2 separate regions of the Homo sapiens genome follow, and region 1 is linked to region 2. A link is an interaction called in ENCODE POLR2A ChIA-PET data of the cell type or tissue named here. Cell type or tissue: GM12878. All regions are shown on one strand. Links, peaks and the distances in the headings refer to the core of each region. The heading gives the core; the rest is flanking DNA.

The links. ChIA-PET counts read pairs that join two places held together with the same protein. Peaks named below come from ENCODE experiments on the same cell type or tissue, not always from the same donor. Only the 100,000 strongest peaks of a DNase experiment are listed, where the experiment ranks them.
Region 1: POLR2A ChIA-PET joins it to region 2 with 7 read pairs; 3 of 35 experiments call an interaction of 5 or more read pairs at or near these places.

The regions. Positions count from the first base shown.
Region 1 is chr4:38,650,477-38,659,274 of GRCh38, forward strand. The region is part of intron 1 of KLF3-AS1 (KLF3 antisense RNA 1); the gene reads right to left. Among named protein-coding and RNA genes, the nearest start is that of KLF3, 9.3 kb to the right of the region's middle. In GM12878, for the core only: no CTCF peak of the experiment used is centred there; no DNase peak of the experiment used is centred there; H3K27me3 peaks cover 298 bases.
Region 2 is chr4:38,450,495-38,459,292 of GRCh38, forward strand. LINC01258 (long intergenic non-protein coding RNA 1258) reads right to left here. Exons shown (of 8, transcript NR_110951.1): 3 at 2,729-3,427; 4 at 2,079-2,320; 5 at 681-745. Among named protein-coding and RNA genes, the nearest start is that of LINC01259, 55 kb to the right of the region's middle. RefSeq lists enhancers at 1,640-1,789, 1,800-1,869. In GM12878, for the core only: no CTCF peak of the experiment used is centred there; DNase peaks (open chromatin) are centred at 2,980 and 4,777; H3K4me3 peaks cover 620 bases; H3K27ac peaks cover 3,973 bases.

The DNA.
Region 1 (8,798 bases), core at 2,250-7,249, 200 kb after region 2:
TCTTAATTATAATACTTTAAATATAATATGTAATTATTAAATATTATAATTAAATTTAATTATATTTAATATTTTCCTTGAGAAATGGCTTTAAATTATACTATTTTGAGTAAAGTTGATACTTTCAAGAATATAACAGAGGTACTAAAGCAAGTGATAAGCCATAAGGTATAAGATATAAAAATACAAATCAATACTAGATAAATAATAGTATAAGCATCCTATTTATGGAGAAATAAATTCAAATTTTAAAAGTCATGTATATGTCCGGGCACAGTGGCTCACGCCTATAATCCCAGCATTTTGGGAGGCCAAGGTGGGTGGATCATGAGGTCAGGAGTTCGAGATCAGCCTGGCCAACATGGTGAAACCTCGTCTCTACTAAAAATACTAAACTTAGCCAGACGCGACGGCAGGCACCTGTAATCCCAGCTACTTGGGAGGCTGAGGCAGGAGAATGGCTTGAACCCAGGCAGCAGAGGTTACAGTGAGCTGAGATTGCGCCACTTCACTCCAGCCTGGGTGACAGTGAGACTCTGTCTCAAAAAAAAAAAAAAAAGAAAAAAGAAAAGAATAAGAAAAGTTATTTTTATGGCCAAGGAAATTAGTTGTTAGAAAAATATAGAACTGTCTGTTAAGTATAAAAATTGTAACAGAAACTATAAAAAAGACAAAGCCCTTGCTCTAAGTAGCTTATAAACAACTACAAGAGTTCAAGCAAACTAGAAATGTATTTGGGTTTGTGTTTGTTTTTGTTTTTGTTTTTGAGACAGTCTTGCTGTCACCTAGGCTGGAGTGCAGTGGCGCGATCTCAGCTCACTGCAACGATTCTCCTGCCTCAGCCTCCTGAGTAGCTTGGGAATACAGGCATGTGTCACTGCACCCAGCTAATTTTTGTATTTTTACTAGAGACAGGGTTTCACCATGTTGGCCAGAGTAGTCTCGAACTGCTGACCTTAAGTGATCCGCCCCCTGCTCGGCCTCCCAAAGTGCTGGGATCACAGGTGTGTGCCACTGCACCCAGCTAATTTTTGTATTTTTAGTAGAGACAGGATTTCACCATGTTGGCCAGGCTGGTCTCCAACTCCTGGCCTCCAATGATCCACCTGCCTCAGCCTCCCAAAGTGCTGGGATTATAGGCATGAGCCACCGTGCCCAGCTGCTAACTAGAAATGTAAAGTGCACAGAGTGGTAGTGCTGGTAATAATTCTAGAGTATAAAAACAATTTAAAATTTTTTGGAGAATTTGTTTTTCAGATTTGAAAAGAAAAGGTGAATGATACACATATCTGTTTAAAACAATGATACAGGAAAGGTTTTCTTTAAAACAGGCTAAAAATTTTTGCCTTCCTTTCCTAATTTCTAAAGATGATGGAATAGAAAGACCATTATCTGGGCCAGGTGCGGTGGGTCACGCCTGTAACCCCAGCACTTTGGGAGGCCGAGGTGGGCAGATCACTTGAGGTCAGGAGTTTGAGACCAGCCTGGCTAACATGGTGAAATCCCCATCTCTACTAAAAATATAAAAATCAGCTGGGCATGGTGGCGTGCACTTATAATCCCAGCTACTTGGGAGGCTTAGGCAGGAGAATAGCTTGAACTCGGGAGGCAGAAGTTGTAGTGAGCCTAGATCACACCACTGTACTCCAGCCTGGGAGACAGAGCAAGACTCCATATGAAAGAAAGAGAGAAAGAGAAAAAAAGAGAGAGAGAGACAGAAATTAAGACTGTTATCTGGAATTGAAATAATAACATAATCAACAGTGTTGGCAGGGTGCAGTGGTTCACACCTGTAATCCCAACACTTTAGGAGGCCGAGGCAGGTGGATCACGAGATGAGGGGTTCGAGACCAGACTGGCCAACATGTGAAACCCCGTCTCTACTAAAAATACAAAAATTAGCCAGGTGTGGTGGTGGACACCTGTAATCCCATCTACTCGGGAGGCTGAGGCAGGAGAATTGCCTGAACCTGGAGGTGGAGGTTGCAGTGAGCCGAGATCTCAGACACAGCAATTGCTGTGTCTGAATTATACAATGCATCTTTGTCAGTCATCTGTACCAAATGGTCTAGATTAACTGGGGTTTTTTTTTTTTTTTGGAGGGGGGGGCGTTGTTGTTTGTTTGTTTGTTTGGATCTAAGGGTACTTCTGCAGGTGCAGAAGAAAGTTAAGGGAAATACATTAATAAATGTGACTAATTTTGTCATTATCCAAACTACACTACTCATTTGATAACTACCACCTAATGAAAATTGAAAAGTCCTGAGGACTGGACTCCAGACAGGTACTTTCAAATGCATCATAACTGGGAACACCTTGAGATATGTGGTTCGAGAAAGTAAGCTGATATCCTACCAAGAGTGTCTCTCCTGGGAGGTGGTGACAAATGCTCCTCAAGACTTCTCCTGTTTCCTCCTAAATCTTGGGAACTCCTTTAAGACGCCCTCATCTTCATAGTACCAAATGAAAGAAAATCAATTGCATTTGAAACAATTTGCCACATAAGAAAATAAACAAACATGGAAAAGGAGACACATTCGTGTGAATCTCAGGGGAAATCTTATTTTTCAGATATTGATGAAATAGCAAAAGAAACAAGATGAGTTTAGAATACCATCATCCATTCCTGCTTCTTTTGAATCCATTTCCCTTATCTTTAGTGCAGAAAAGGAAACTGATTAGATACATTACTGTGTAGCAAAAGTTGTACTCAAATTTTGAAAGTGTTTCCCTCCTTTTTAAAAAACTAAATGTTTCTCTTTTTTAGAAAGTGAATTTTCTCTATTGAGAAGATACCATGACCACTAGGCAGAATTATATATTTAGTTGTGCTAGAGCACTGATGACTTCTTTTATGATGATTTTTTTAAATGTTTAAATATTCCTCATAAACCTGCAAAACTTAAGTGCTAGACTCTATAACGTTTCATAGTTAATAGACCCATTTGCAACAGCAATGAGAAAAATTTAAATTTAAGTCCAGACACGTCACATAAAATTATTGACTGGCTGGGCTGTGCACAGTGGCTCACGCCTGTAATCCCAGCACTTTGGGAGGCCGAGGCAGGCAGATCATGAGGTCAGGAGATTGAGACCATCCTAGCTAACACGGTGAAAACCCATCCCTACTAAAAATACAAAAAATTAGCCAGGCATGATGGCACGCGCCTATAGCCCCAGCTACTAGGGAGGCTGAAGCAGGAGAATCTGTTGAACCCAGGAGGCGGAGGTTGCAGTGAGCCGACATCGCACCACTACACTCAGCCTGGGTGACAGAGCAAGACTCTGTCTCAAAAAACAAACAAAAAAAAACCAACAATTATTGACGGGCTAAAATATTCTGGAAAATCTAATAAACTAAACATATTGATGTGAGCATGAACACAATATATATTGTAGATTTCTTGTTCCTATCACAAGCAAGTAACTTTAAGGGCAAAGCACACCAAAAAAAAAAAGCCTTTTACATAATTCAAAGCTGTCCATACTTTCTTTTATCCTCTTCCATTCTTTTTTATTATTTTTTTTTAATTTTTATTTATTTATTTTTTATTATACTTTAAGTTTCTAGGGTACATGTGCACAACATGCAGGTTTGTTACATATGTATACATGTGCCATGTTGGTGTGCTGCATCCATTAACTCGTCATTTACATTAGGTATATAACAGTATCTTCAAGACAAGGGGAGGAAGGGAAGACACACTGCAATATACATCTGGACATATTTTAAAGATATTCACGATAGAAGAAAGCACAAATTAATGAATAAACAATTGGATAGATGACGTGCCTTGTTTGATGTGAGAACACTTAATAAAAGGTTAAAATTAATGAGCTAAGGGAAGAAAACATGGCTAAAAGGGCTGGTAGCTCTGTAAGGGTGGGGACAGGGCGGGGAACAGAGTCAGGGAGACAAACAGGATGCTGGGAGGTGAGAAATAAGGGTGGGGAGTAGTGGGCAATCTCAAGAGGAACTAACAAGGCCGTTGCTTATAGTTACCCAGAAAACCTACGAACAATAACAGACAAGCAGATGCAGCTCAGAAAGAAACAGCGGAGCAGCTAGAAGCCCCTCCTGCTGAGACAACGCACCAGACACGTTAATGGTGTTTGGGGGCTGCAGGTCATCTCTCACATACTCACATCCACAACTGCTGACACCTCTGTTTCCCGTCGAATCAACAGATCCTGGCAAAAGACCCCCAGAGAGGATGAATGGACCTTGATCCAGGAGTTTTAATATATTCCTATCTCTTCAGAAATAGGAACTTCGGCTCTACTCATTCTAGTTTGCTGGCTTTTCTATTTTTGGTTTTGGTGGGTTTTTTTTGTTTTGTTTTGTTTTTTGTGTTTGTTTTTAGCTTTTCTTCTTTGGAAAGGTTTGTCAAGTAAATACTGTTACGTGTCATTTTGAAGAGGAAATTCCAGTTCCAAGAACCAGCACAGGTCCAACTATCCAAGCAGTCTTTAAAAAGCCAAAGAGTCGGCCGGGTGCAGTGCCTGCAATCCCAGCACTTTGGGAGGCCGAGGCAGGCGGATCACAAGGTCAGGAGTTGGAGACCAGCCTGGTTAACATAGTGAAACCCTGTCTCTACTAAAAACACAAAAACTAGCCGGGTGTGGTGGGACATGCCCATAATCCCAGCTATTCGGGAGGCTGAGGCAGGAGAATCACTTGAAGCTGGGAGGAGGAGGTTGCAGTGAGCTGAGATCATGCCACTGCACTCCAGCCTGGGCGACAGAGCTAGACTTCATCTCAAAAAAAAAAAAAAAAAAAAAAAAAAAACCCACAGTCAATAAAAGACGTTTGCCTTCTCTCACTGCCCTTGATTCCTAGAGCCTCCCTCTTCACCACCTCCTGCCCCGCTAGACTCAGCCCCCTTCAAAATCCCAATCAAAGGACTGCACCTCTGGCTCTGAGGTGCTTTCAAAGGGCCAACTTGCAAAACTGTGCTTCAGATCTGACACTTAATCATACACAACTTGCCCGTTTCTTTCTTTCTTAGCGGTTTTTTTTTTTTTTTTTTTTGAGACAGTCACTCTGTCGCCCAGGCTGGAGTGCAGTGGCACAATCTCGGCTCACTGCAAAGTCGCCTCGCAGGTTCAAGCGATTCTTCTCCCTCAGCCTCCGGAGTAGCTGGGATTATAGACACGTGCCACCACGCCCAGCTAATTTTTGTATTTTTAGTAGAGACAGGGTTTCACCATGTTAGCTAGGCTGGCCTCGAACTCCTGACCTCAAGTGATCCACCACCTCAGCCTCCCAAAATGCTGGGATTACAGGCGTGAGCCACCATGCCTGGCATTTTAGCTATTTTTTAAAACACACTTGTTTCTTATTACAAAAGGAATACATGCTCATTAAAGAAAAAAACTCAGAATATTGAAAGGCAAAGAAAAAATATCCCCCCTACTCCTATCACTTGGATATGAGCATTATTATCATTTTCATGTTTTTGTGTATTAGCAAATCTTTTTTAATTGCCAGGGTGATGAAGAACTCTCCACTGTTCATGTGGGAGAACCATGTGTTTAATTTTTTCTAGGACAGATCAGCAAAACTTCCAAAGCATTTGTGAAGGCAGAATGGCTTGCCAGGTTGGGAGACCAAGGAATAAAAGGCTGAAGTCCTCTTCCCAGCCAAGTACCAGGGGAGCCTGTGCAACTGAGCTTTTACACGGAGGGAAATGCTTCAAACTTCAGGGTTTTGGAAGTGTGGGCATGCAATGCACTTGGAATGAGCAGAAAAGAAAAGGTGGCAAGACCACTTCCCTAGAGCACAGTGTACACCCTGCCTCTTTGCTGGCTTAGTCACTAAGGTAGAAAAATGCTCACACGTGCACATGTACATGTGCATGTGTGTACAGGGTGAGAGAGAGAGAGATGACATATGTATATATACATGAATAGATGTATGCACCCTTTGCTTGCTGCCTTCTGCTCTGCACTGTTGGAGCTTTATACTGACATTAAACTTCATGTCATTTTTATATGCTATCATGCCACTCACCTGCTTAAAAACCTTCTGTGGTTTCCCGATGTCAAATTCCAATTTTCTCCACAACATGGCCTTGACTGACCTCTCCTACCTTATCTCACTCCACTCCTAAGTGACCCAGGTTCCTGTTGGACCCTTTGCCTCCATGCCCTTTCCAGATCCTAAAATGTGATTTCTAGCCCCTTCTGCAGCCATGAAGTTCTAACACAGATATCACCTCCTCCATGAAGATTTTGAGGATTTCCTGACCAGATGTCATTTCTTTTGCAAGACTGTAAGCTCCTTGAAGACAAAAACCAAACCACACATTACTGCTCATATTTTGGACAAATAAATTTACCTTTTTATCCATTTAATTCTCATATCATTGTCCTTTTCTAAATTTTATTCATTATATTCTTGGCCGGGCACAGTGGCTCACACCTGTAATCCCAGCACTTTGGGAGGCCAAGACAGGAGCATCACTTGAGATCAGGAGTTCAAGACCAGCCTGACCAACATGGTGAAACCCCGTCTCTACTAAAAATACAGAAATTAGCCAAGGGTGGCACACACCTATAATCCCAGCTACTTGGGAGGCTGAGGCAGGAGAATCGCTGGAACCCAGGAGGCAGAGGTTGTTGCACTGAGTTGAGATTGTGCCACTGCACTCCAGCCTGGGTAACAGAATGAGATTCTGTCTCAAAAATAAAATAAAATAAAATAAAATAAAATAAAATAAAATAAAATAAATTGTATTCATTATATTATTATTTCTGCATTGTGTAATAATTAAGCAGAATAATACATATATTCTCTCTAATTCCTTGAATGCAGGGATTATGTCATACATATTTCTTGCACTATCACCCCCACCCGAGACCTATGGTAAAAGTTCAAGCAATACTAACTGAAGTAGATTAAATTCAAGATTTAAATGCCAATAATTATTCCTTAACATAGAGGAGAGGGATGGAAACATAAAGAGTCCACCTTACTCCAAAATAGTTGAAAAACAGCCTCATTCCAAAACAAGGGAGGTAGTTTTTCTTACTTTGTGGGTCTCCCATTCTTTACTTACTCTGACTACCAGCACAGGAAAAATCTAGGTAGTCTCCAACTCAGCAAGAAGTTGCAGTCTCTTTGTATGTGTAGGACATTGATTTGGAAATTATAAATAATTTCGCTTTGAAGTCATAGTATAAATAATGTTTTAAGGTCTCTGACAGGTCTCCAAAAGTTGACTGAAACTCTTAATAAAGAAGAAATAATATGTTTTCAATAAAAAGTAGAAAATAAAACTACTGACATATTTTACTTGCAAAATAACCAATAAACAATGAAATACACGTGATTTTTTTTTTTTTTCTTTTGAGATGGAGTCTTGCTCTGTCGCCCCTGCTGGAGTGCAGTGATGCAATCTCGGCTCACTGCAAGCTCCGCCTCCCGGGTTCAAGCAATTCTTCTGCCTCAGCCTCCAGAGTAGCTGGGATTACAGGCGCATGCCACAGCGCCCGGCTAATGCTTATATTTTTAGTAGAGACAGGGTTTCACCATGTTGGCCAGGTTGGTCTCAAACTCCTGACCTCAGATGATCTGTCTGCCTCAGCCTCTCAAAGTGCTGGGATTACAGGTGTGAGCCACCACACCCAGCCCAAGTGATTATTTTTAATTTGAATAATCATGATTCAAGGAAAGCAGATTTAACTATAGAAAAAGGATATCTTCTAACCATTCTCTCCTGGTGGCTATCTTCCATGTTTCTCAGACATTTTTTTTTTTTTTTAATGGAATTAAGACATGACTTGAGGGCCTAAGTCTTACTCTGCCCATAGCTCTGAGTAATTTCAGGATCCACAAGGAACCATGTTTAACACCCCAGTCACTCTTTTCACTCATCTCTTCATCTTCAGGGATCTTCTCCACTCCCTTCTAGTTCTCCCACTTCCGCAGGCACTCCCTGGACCGCACCATCCCCTAGGACTGCTTCACCTCTAAATACTAAACTTACAGGTAGGTCCCCATTCTCTGACAACTCACCTCCTAACCTTCCAGGTCACTCACTCCATTATTCCCAAGACACCCATTCTTCAACCTATTTGGAATGTCCAGTTCACCAATCCCTTGGCTATTTCTCTACAGCCTTATTCTGTTTTACCTCTCTGAGTTAGGTCCCAAGAACCAACATTTCCACTGTGCCACTGTCCTTGGATTGCACTGTCCTGCCAAACACAATCCAAGACAACTGTCCACCTGCACTAGAAATGCTGAGAGCTTCTGGAGGTGGGAGTGGATCATACATCCAGTCTGATCTTCACCAGAACTCATGGTCACCTAACTCAACCTCGGTATTTCCTGGCAATTCTAAATTAGATGGATGGATAGATAATAAAGGTGGAAACTTGCAGAGATGATGCAGAGAATCTCCACACCTTTTGTAATGTTTTAGAGATGGATAATTCTTAGACTAGCATTTCTAATTTTACTTCAAATCATATAGCTTTGTTTTCCTTTAAGGTAAATGTATCTGTGCTGCTCGTAAATTCACAAGCACATGACACTTTTCTGCCTTGGTAGCTTTGTCTGTCATCACACGAGGAGGAGAAATGCCCTGGGAAGAAATAGAAAAGCTCTAAAGTAGATTGGAAAAGAAATAAGAAATCTCAAGAAAATGTATTTGTGTAGCAGGAAGAGACTGCCTGAGATGGGATATACTGTGATGTAAGTCACAAAAGAGAAAGTGGAGGTTTGCAGTGGCTTGTGTCCACTAGCCCCTGAATCCATTTCAACATGGTGTTATTGTCCTGGGGTAGCTTAG
Region 2 (8,798 bases), core at 2,229-7,228:
GGACCAGCTTTAGAAAAAGCCATGTCACAAAGACACGTGGCATTTGACGTGCACATCAGCATTAGAGATCAAAAGGGACTCTGTGTCTGTAGGACTGGAGAAGGTATGACCTGTCTAAGGAAGACCCCCTGGTGCCAGTTGTTGGTTTGTGTGTGTGTGTGTGTGTGTGTGTGTGTGTGTGTGTGTGTGTGTGTGTTTGTTTTGAGATGGAGTCTGGCTCTGTTACCCAGGCTGGAGTGCAGTGGCACGATTGCAGCTCACTGAAACCTTGGCCTCCAGGGTTCAAGTGATTCTCCTGCCTCAGCCTCCTGTGTAGCTGGGACTACAGGCATGCGCCACCAAGCCCAGCTAATTTTTGTATTTTTAGCAACAGGGTTTCGCCATGTTGACCAGGCTGGTCTCGAACTCCTGACCTCAGGTGATCCACCCACCTTGGCCTCCCAAAGTGCTGGTATTACAGGCATGAGCCACTGTGCTGGGCCGCCAGCTGGTTTTGATATACATGTTCTAGTCTTCCGATTTGTAAAATAATCCGAAGATACAGATTTTTTTTTCCCATGAGAAATTTCCTGGTAGTTTGTAACTTTAGAAACAGATAAAAGAAGGACACTGAAGAATCTAAAAACCAAAAATGAGTGGACTGAACCATAAGTCACCATTGGACAAACTTTTGGCATTACCTTTTATCACAGGACTCCATATTGTAGAACTTCTCTGCCATTGTTGTATAAAGAAGTTGATTCCTCTTTATCAGTTGGATAGGGTTATGGAGAAGTCAAGAGAGTGAGAGATGGAATAAACAGATTAGATTGTGTTAAAGTTCTGCTTTTTTGGTAAACATAAAACTGGTTCAATATCTGCAGTTTCAAAAAGTTTAACCTAGGTTCCTCAAAAAATTAAAAATAGAATTGCCATATGATCCAGCAATTCTACTTCTGAGTATACAACAAAAAGAATGGAAAACAGGATCTCAAATAAATACTTGTACATCCATGTTTATGGCAGCATAGTTCATTGTATTAGGCTGTTGTTGCATTGTTACAAAGAAATACCTAAGACTCAGTAATTTGTAAGAAAAGAGGTTTAATCGGCTCATGGTTCTGTAGGCTGTGCAGGAAGCATAGCAGCATCTGCTTCCAGGGAGGTCTCAAGAAGCTTCCAGTCATGGTGGAAGGCAAACAGGAAGCAGCCACATTTCATGGCAAAAAAAATAGGAGCAAGGAGCGGGGGAGGTGCCAAACACTTTTAAATGATCAGATCTCACAAAAACGTACTATCACTAGGACAGTACCAAGGGGGATGGTGATAAATCATCCATGAAAAATCCACCCCCATGATCCAATCACCTCCCACCAAGCCCCACTTCCAATATTGAAGATTACATTTCCATATGAGATTTGGGTGGGGACACACACCCAAACTCTATCATTCATAATAGCTAACATGTAGGAGCAACCCAAGTGTCCACTGATGAATGAATGGATAAACAAAATGTGGTACACACATATAATAGAATATTATTCAGCTGCAAAAAGGAAGGAAATTCTGACACATGGATGAAACTTGAGGACAGTATGCTAAGTGAAATCTGCCAACAACAAAAAAAGACAAATAGTGCATGATTCCACTTATATGAGGTACTTAGAATAATCAAAACCATAGAAACAGAAAGTACAGTGGTGGTTGCCAGAGGCTTGTGTGGAGGAGGGAATGGAGTTACTGTTTAATGGGCACAGAGTTTCAGTTTTACAAGATGAAAAGAGTTCTGGAGGTAGATGGTGGTGATGAACATATAGCACTACAAATGTACTTAATACCACTGAACTGTATACTTAACATGGGTAAGATGGTAAATTTTATGTTATGTGTATTTTACCACAATTTTAAATAACTGAGGAATAAAAAGTTCAGCCTGTTAGAGTTGTTGACAAATATAATGACTATTCACATAGTCCTGTGATCTAAAGTTACAATTCTTGCTATTTAGTAGCAGGGTATAAAGAGCATTAAGTAAGGAAAGCTAACTGCTGTTACATGTAAAATGGCTCAAGCATAGTAAGAGTTTATGTCTCACTCACTTACACAGTCCAGGGCAGTTCCAGATTACCACGGGATCTGCTCAACATGTTGTTCAGGGACCAAGGCTGAAAGACAGCTTCTGCCATCTTCAATACTCAGCTTTCAAAGTCATCCCCTGTGTCAATATCCAGCAGCAGAAGAAGAAAGAATATGGGAGGTTTCTATGGGCCGGTCTGGGAGTGGCTGGCATCATTTTTGCTCACATTTCACTTCAAGGGAAGCTAGAAAATGCATTTTCATGCTGTGCCAAGAAGGAAAGAAAATGGTTCGGTGACCAGCTGGCAATCTCTGACACATAAAGGAGGGCCCAAAGTAAACTGGCTATGAGGTTAAAATTTGGGAGAGTATGCACACCAATTTCAGGAAATGTTGCTGGCTCAGATACTTCAGAATTCAAGGAAAGATTTAGGAAACACAATTTTCTAGGGGACTCATCAAATTCAGATTTGGGAGAAATGTTCAGGCCATTTTGTAAATTAGCTTTACCAGTGGTCAGTAGAAAGAACCTGGACCCTGCTACTAACTGGGTCTGTGATCCTGGAGCAGTTTTAACTGGTCTTAGATTAATATTTCCTTTCTATCAAATGGAAATTAAAATATATAATTATCAGCATTGTTCTAAGAATTTGAGGCAATTTATGTAACATACCTGTATGATACACAGTTGTTACAAATCCAGCCAAATGATTATCCAGGCTCTGTGAAAAATATCTCCATGAGCAGGGAACTCAGTGCCTCCAATGTCTATGCAGACCTGACAGCCAGAAATCTTTCTCTTCAGCAAAATCAGTTTTCCCGTTGAACCATACTTCTATCTACTGAAACTACACAGAACAAAGTGAATCATTCTTTCACAGGCCAGTTCCTCAGACATTTGAAAGTGGCACTCCTACTTACTCTAAATCTGCTCTTCCAGTTTCTTCAACTTTGAATTTCTCACCAATCATGTTGCTGTTATCTGAACACTTCTACTTTGTCTTTAGGCCCCTTGAAATGTGATTCACAGATGAGAATACTGCACCCCAAGTAAGACTGGACCAGCATAGAGTACGATAGTAGCATTCCTCCTTTTGTTTAAAAATGTATTTGTCAGGGTTAGGGTATCAGTTATGCTGCTGTAACAAAAAGACTTGAAAATGCAATTGTTCAAATAAGAGAGAAATCTCTTTTTCTCTCATGTAACAGTTCAACGATAGGCAGGTTGTCCAGGACAAATGTGTGGTTTATTCAAACACCAAAGTTTCTTTTACTTTCAAGCTTTTCTGTCCTGTAGGATATTGTTGTCTGTATGGTGACATCTGGTCTGCCAATGCAGACCTGCCAATGCACATCCAAGTTCCAGCCTACCCTATAGGGAGGAAGAAGGAGAGGAAGTGGAATGACATTCTTTTATGGCAGTGAACACAAGTTATGCCCATCACTCCTCAATTCTGCTCACCTTCCATTAGTGAGAGCTTAGTCACATGGTCATAGCCAGCTGCAAGGGAGACAAGGGGGTGTCAATTCTATTTCGGAGGCTAGGAGGACAGTGGAACAATGTATTTTGCTAAAACTGGCAGTGGGTTCCGTTACTAGGGACAAGTGGAAAATGGACACAGGACAATTGATTAAGCATCTCTGCCATGAGAAACTATGCAAAACAAAGGAAAGAAGTACCCCCAATTAAAAGGCATTAGGAATAACTAGCAAGAATAGGAAAAACTGCTAAGATGAAATGAGGGAAAAGAATAAGTAGGATATCTATAGCTCGGCTACATAGCAAGCTAGAAGGTAACATGACACATGATTAAACCAATTCAATTGCTATAGTTGTTGCCCAGAAAATACGTGACTAAACTTGGTGGATGCTTTAACAAGAAATTGGAGTTACAAGTTGTAATTGTTTAAAGTACTATGTATTACAATGATGAACAGTGGTTCATCATCATAGTGGAAATAGCCTTTCCTAGAAAAAAAAAAAAAAGTGAGAAACCTCTGTGAAATGAGAAGTATTACTCTCTTTCCTGTTCTGCGAGGAACAGTGGGATTGACTGAACTAAACAGGACTTTCCAAGCTCTAGGTTCAGTTATCCTATCCTCAGAGGAACAGGCAATTTAATCTGGAAGTTCTCAAAATGGCAATAAATGAAAAAGCAAATAAATCGGGGAAAACAAACATTTTCATCATGGAGTGGGGTAGAAATAATTACCGTGAAATACGCTAAATGCCTAGCTTGGTTTCTGATGGTTTCTTGGGGTTTTAAGATTTCATTTTCATGATCCATTGGCCACAAATCATTGAAAATACCAAGAAGTAAAATATGCCTTTGACTAAATGCATACATGCCCCTCAGCTTTTAGTAGGACTCAAATATTGACATTTGGAAGGAGGAATTTTTTTTCCCACATGCTAACAACAATCATCCCCAACATCACTGTTGAAAAACACAACCGTACGCCCTGCGGAATATTAGTCAATTAGGCAGCACTGTCATTTCATTAAAAAGAATACTATGCTCACTTATTTCATTGCTATTATAGAAGAGAAATCAATGCTAAAGTGACCGCATTTTACCTTCTCCATTGTGAAATGATAGTTGATGGTTAGTACACTCTCAAGAAGCGATGTCTGAGAATGTGGAGTGTGCTAGGCTGAAAGACAGAACTAAAATGGGTTCTACCCAGCAGCCTAACATGCTGCTAAAATTTCCCTGGGTCAACTTTCTGTTAGAATCACTTTCAGAAAAGAATAGAGGTTTTTCGAATGTGAAATCATACTGTGGAATGGGAAAGTCCCCATTCTTGAGCAAGAAGATCTCAAGAAAAAGATTTTGAAATTTTAAAATGAATGCAAAGGCAACCGCTCAAGGAGAGTTTAGTTTGCTTCTCTCGGCATCTGTTCTGTGGGATTCCTTTCTTTCTTCCCCAGAGGTAATTCTCAATAACCTCCTTCTAGAACGAGGCTTTGAAGTCCTCTGCACACCTGTGTAGATTATAAAGCAGAGAGGCTGGTCTTCCACACCCAAACTCTAAATTCACAATGCAACACAACAGTTAAAACATGCCCTCTAGCATCTTGTTTAAAAGTTAAACCCAAGCTTGATATAATCTGAAGTGGTTAACCCTTGCCCAGATTGAGCACATACTTCCCGTGCTGAAGAAGGAGAATAGACTCTCTTTATGTATAACTCTTTCTTCAGAAGTGTACACATGATCTGGGTAAATAGGCTGATGTCTCAGAACACTAGAGGGATTTTTTTGGCTGTCCTTGCTCTTTGCTCAGGGGCTAAAAGTGACAAAATCTGTACCTCTGATAGCTTCCTCCACCTCTTTGGCTTCTTAGATTTTGAATTAACATGTTATTGACACTACTAGGGAATGAATGAAGGGGTGACTTCTTTTTCTAACATTGCCTGAGTCATGGCCTTAATGCCATTCTCTTCCTTCAGCACTGGAGTCTGGCCGTGTTTCCTGACATGGGGATGGGACTGCAGGGTTACAGGGAGAGTGCAAGAGGCTGGCACTGGAGAAGTCAAGACAAAATGTGAGGGCCTGGACTGGGTTGGGGTCAGGAGTATGAGAAGCAGGTGGTCCAAGAGATGGCCATGCTGGCCAGGCACAGACACCAGAAGAATAGCAAAGAGAACTTGATTCTGAGCCACATGTTTGCCCATGGGCAGGAAGCTCCTGCTTGCTTCCAAGTGGGGTGGGACCAAACTATGAGCCCCGCCAGCCCAGGCTGTGCAGGTGCAGGCAGGGAAGTGGCTGCACCTGGCTCAGGTGGGTGTGTAGGTGGAAACTACAGGCAGGCACCTGGTTTCTGGCTACAGATTTGGGTTCTGATCCAATGCCACTCCCTGACCTCATGAAAGATGAACTCCCTGGCTCCCTCCTTGGAGTCCAAGGATCCTTCTTCCCAGCCCACTTTTCAGTCTGACCTTGACCTTGTGGCTTCAGCTTGGCCATGGTTCCTAGACTGGTTCTAACTTCACCCTGTGTCTAAGATCAACCTTCCTGGTCCTGATAGGGCTGGTAAGGACCCTATCCCCTTCTTGGCTACAGAAGAAGTAGAGTTCTTTCCTCTTTGGGACCCAGTCCTGCTATTTTCAACCTCTAGTTAAAATGAATCTCTAGGCAACCAACATTACGTTGTTACTAAGAATTTTATTTTATTTTTTAAAAATCTTTCTTACAGTCCATTTTTTCAATCCCTGGTTCTGGCCTTGACGCATAGGAAGAAATCATGATATGCAGGAGATTTGGCCAGGATCCTCAATCTTGGAATCTCCAATTAACTCAGACCACAAAAGATCCCCAGGGGACGCCTTTCTCTTTGTCCCTTGTACTTCTCTGGCCTCCTCCCTGTGAGTTGGATTGGACACAGATGAGCCTGCTGACCCTCACATGGAGGCAGCCTAAGAGGCTTCTCTAAGTTTCCTTCTTTCTGATCCACAGGTTGAAGGAGCAAATCCCTTCCCCTACACCAGGCTGCCCACCAAGTGGGAGGTTGCTGCCAGCCTGTCTCACTGCACCTGCCCCAAGACATGGACTCAAACAAGAACTAGTGAAGAGACAACCAAATTATGTCACATACTATTTTTGCTTATAAATTCTATTCCCTCTTACCATTATATGTTTTTTCCCTAAATACTAAAACCTTAGAGAATCCATTCTTTCTCATGCTCATTTCAGAGCTTCCCAACTTTGTGAGCACAATTTCTCTTCCCAGACAAAAAAGTGCATATACACAAACAACTTGCAAACAGTTTCAGGATGCTCATGGAGCCCTGAAGCCCCTCCATGAACTCCACCCTGCCCCTGAGGTTAGTATGTGCCTTCTGACTTTGAGGAATTGACTTTCAGACACTTTCACCAGGCCTTTTTGGATCATCTATTTTGATTCAAAACAATTGTCCAACACATTCTCTTGGCTGTGTGCAGCTCCTCTTTCCGTTCTCTCTCCATCCAGTCACACCTACATTATCATCATCGAGATTATCCTCATTCTTCACATCATACCTCCTCGGCTCCATCTTCTACCCTAGACTTTTCCTAGGAGACACATTAGTAAGGGAAATCCCAGTTTTATTGTGTGAAAATATCTTACAAGTACTAATACTATATATATAGTATTAGTTCATTCTCAAACTGCTATCAAGATACTGCCCAAGACTGGGTAATTTATAAAGGAAAGAGTTTTAATTGACTCACAGTTCCACATGGCTGGGGAGGCCTCAGGAAACTTAAATTATGGCAGAAGGCAAAGGGGAAACAAGGACCTTCTTCACTTGGTGGCAAGAGAGAAAAGTGCAAGCAGAGGATACGCCAGATGCTTATAAAACCATCAGATCTTGTGAGAACTCACTCACTATCACGAGAACAGCATGGGGGAACCACCCCCATGATCTAATCACCTCCCTCCCTCAACATGTGGAGATTACTGGTCCCTCCTTCAACGTGTGGGGATTACAATTCAAGATGAAATTTGGGTGGGGACAGAGAACCAAACCATATCATACATATATGATCAAATATCCCTGGAGGACCCCTACCACAGTCTTGGAAAGACCTACATAAGTGAGGGGCCCAAAGCTCCAGCTTCATTCACTCCACGACAAGCCCATCTCTGTATGTGAGCCTGGAAGAGGTAATCCCAACTGGCCCACCAGAAGGATTTCCTGCTCAGAGATTCACCATCTATTTAGATATATTTTTGCACACAGCTCAGAGCTCCTGTAGCTTCTTTTTCTCAGAAAACCTGCACCTTACCGGTGAGTACAACAGCAAAAGCTTATTATGATTAATTAGATTTTTAATTAATGCCTCACCACATAATTAAGAAGAAGCCCTTGGAGTAAAACCCTAACTCAATATTCTTCCTTTCATTAATTCTCTCTGCCTAATAGCAGAGGAAAAGATGAAACAAGGAGTGTGGTATGTGTTAGTTTTTATTCTCCCAAGAGGTTATAAAGAAAATGTCAGAATGGCAGAATTGGCTACAGTGTCTCCCTATAAAAAGTTCTCTTTTTGGTTCCCTTTCTCTGGGATTCTTTCTCATTTTTATTATTCAATTCATTTTAATCCAGCAACATTTACTGAGCAGCTACTATATGCTGGGCACTGTTATAGGCACTCTGGAGACTCAAAGAGGGTAACTACCTATTTCTGCCCTCCAGGGAATCCAAATCTTAGAGGGGCAGCAAGGTGCAAAGATAATTGGTACAAAAAGAGATAATGGAGGATAATAAAGAAATGACCATCAGTACAGCTTGAAATGGACTCTGGTGACAGTTCCCCAGTAAGGATCCCAAATCTGATTTGAATACTCACATGTCATCAGGGACCAGGCATGGTGGTAGAGATGTTACATTATCTTTAATTCTCACAATTTAGGGTAGAGGTCAATGAAGAGATGAGGACCTTGTCCATGATGCCTCCATCTAGCTAAATCCCCTCACAACATCCTTTTATAGCACCCATTATTTGCCTGTCATTATACGCATCCTCTGCATAATTGTCCAATGCCCTCCCCAAGGTAGGCTCCATCAGAAAAGGGATTGTGTGTCTGCCTTGTTCACCACTGTATCACAGCACTTAGCACAGACTAGTATGAAGCAGAAATTCACTAACTATTTGGTGAATGTATGGAGGGAGGAGAGAGGGAGAAAGGGAGGGAGCAAAAAGGAGAAGGAAGGAAGCGAGGGAAGGAGGGAGGGATTATAAACACATCAAAGCCATGA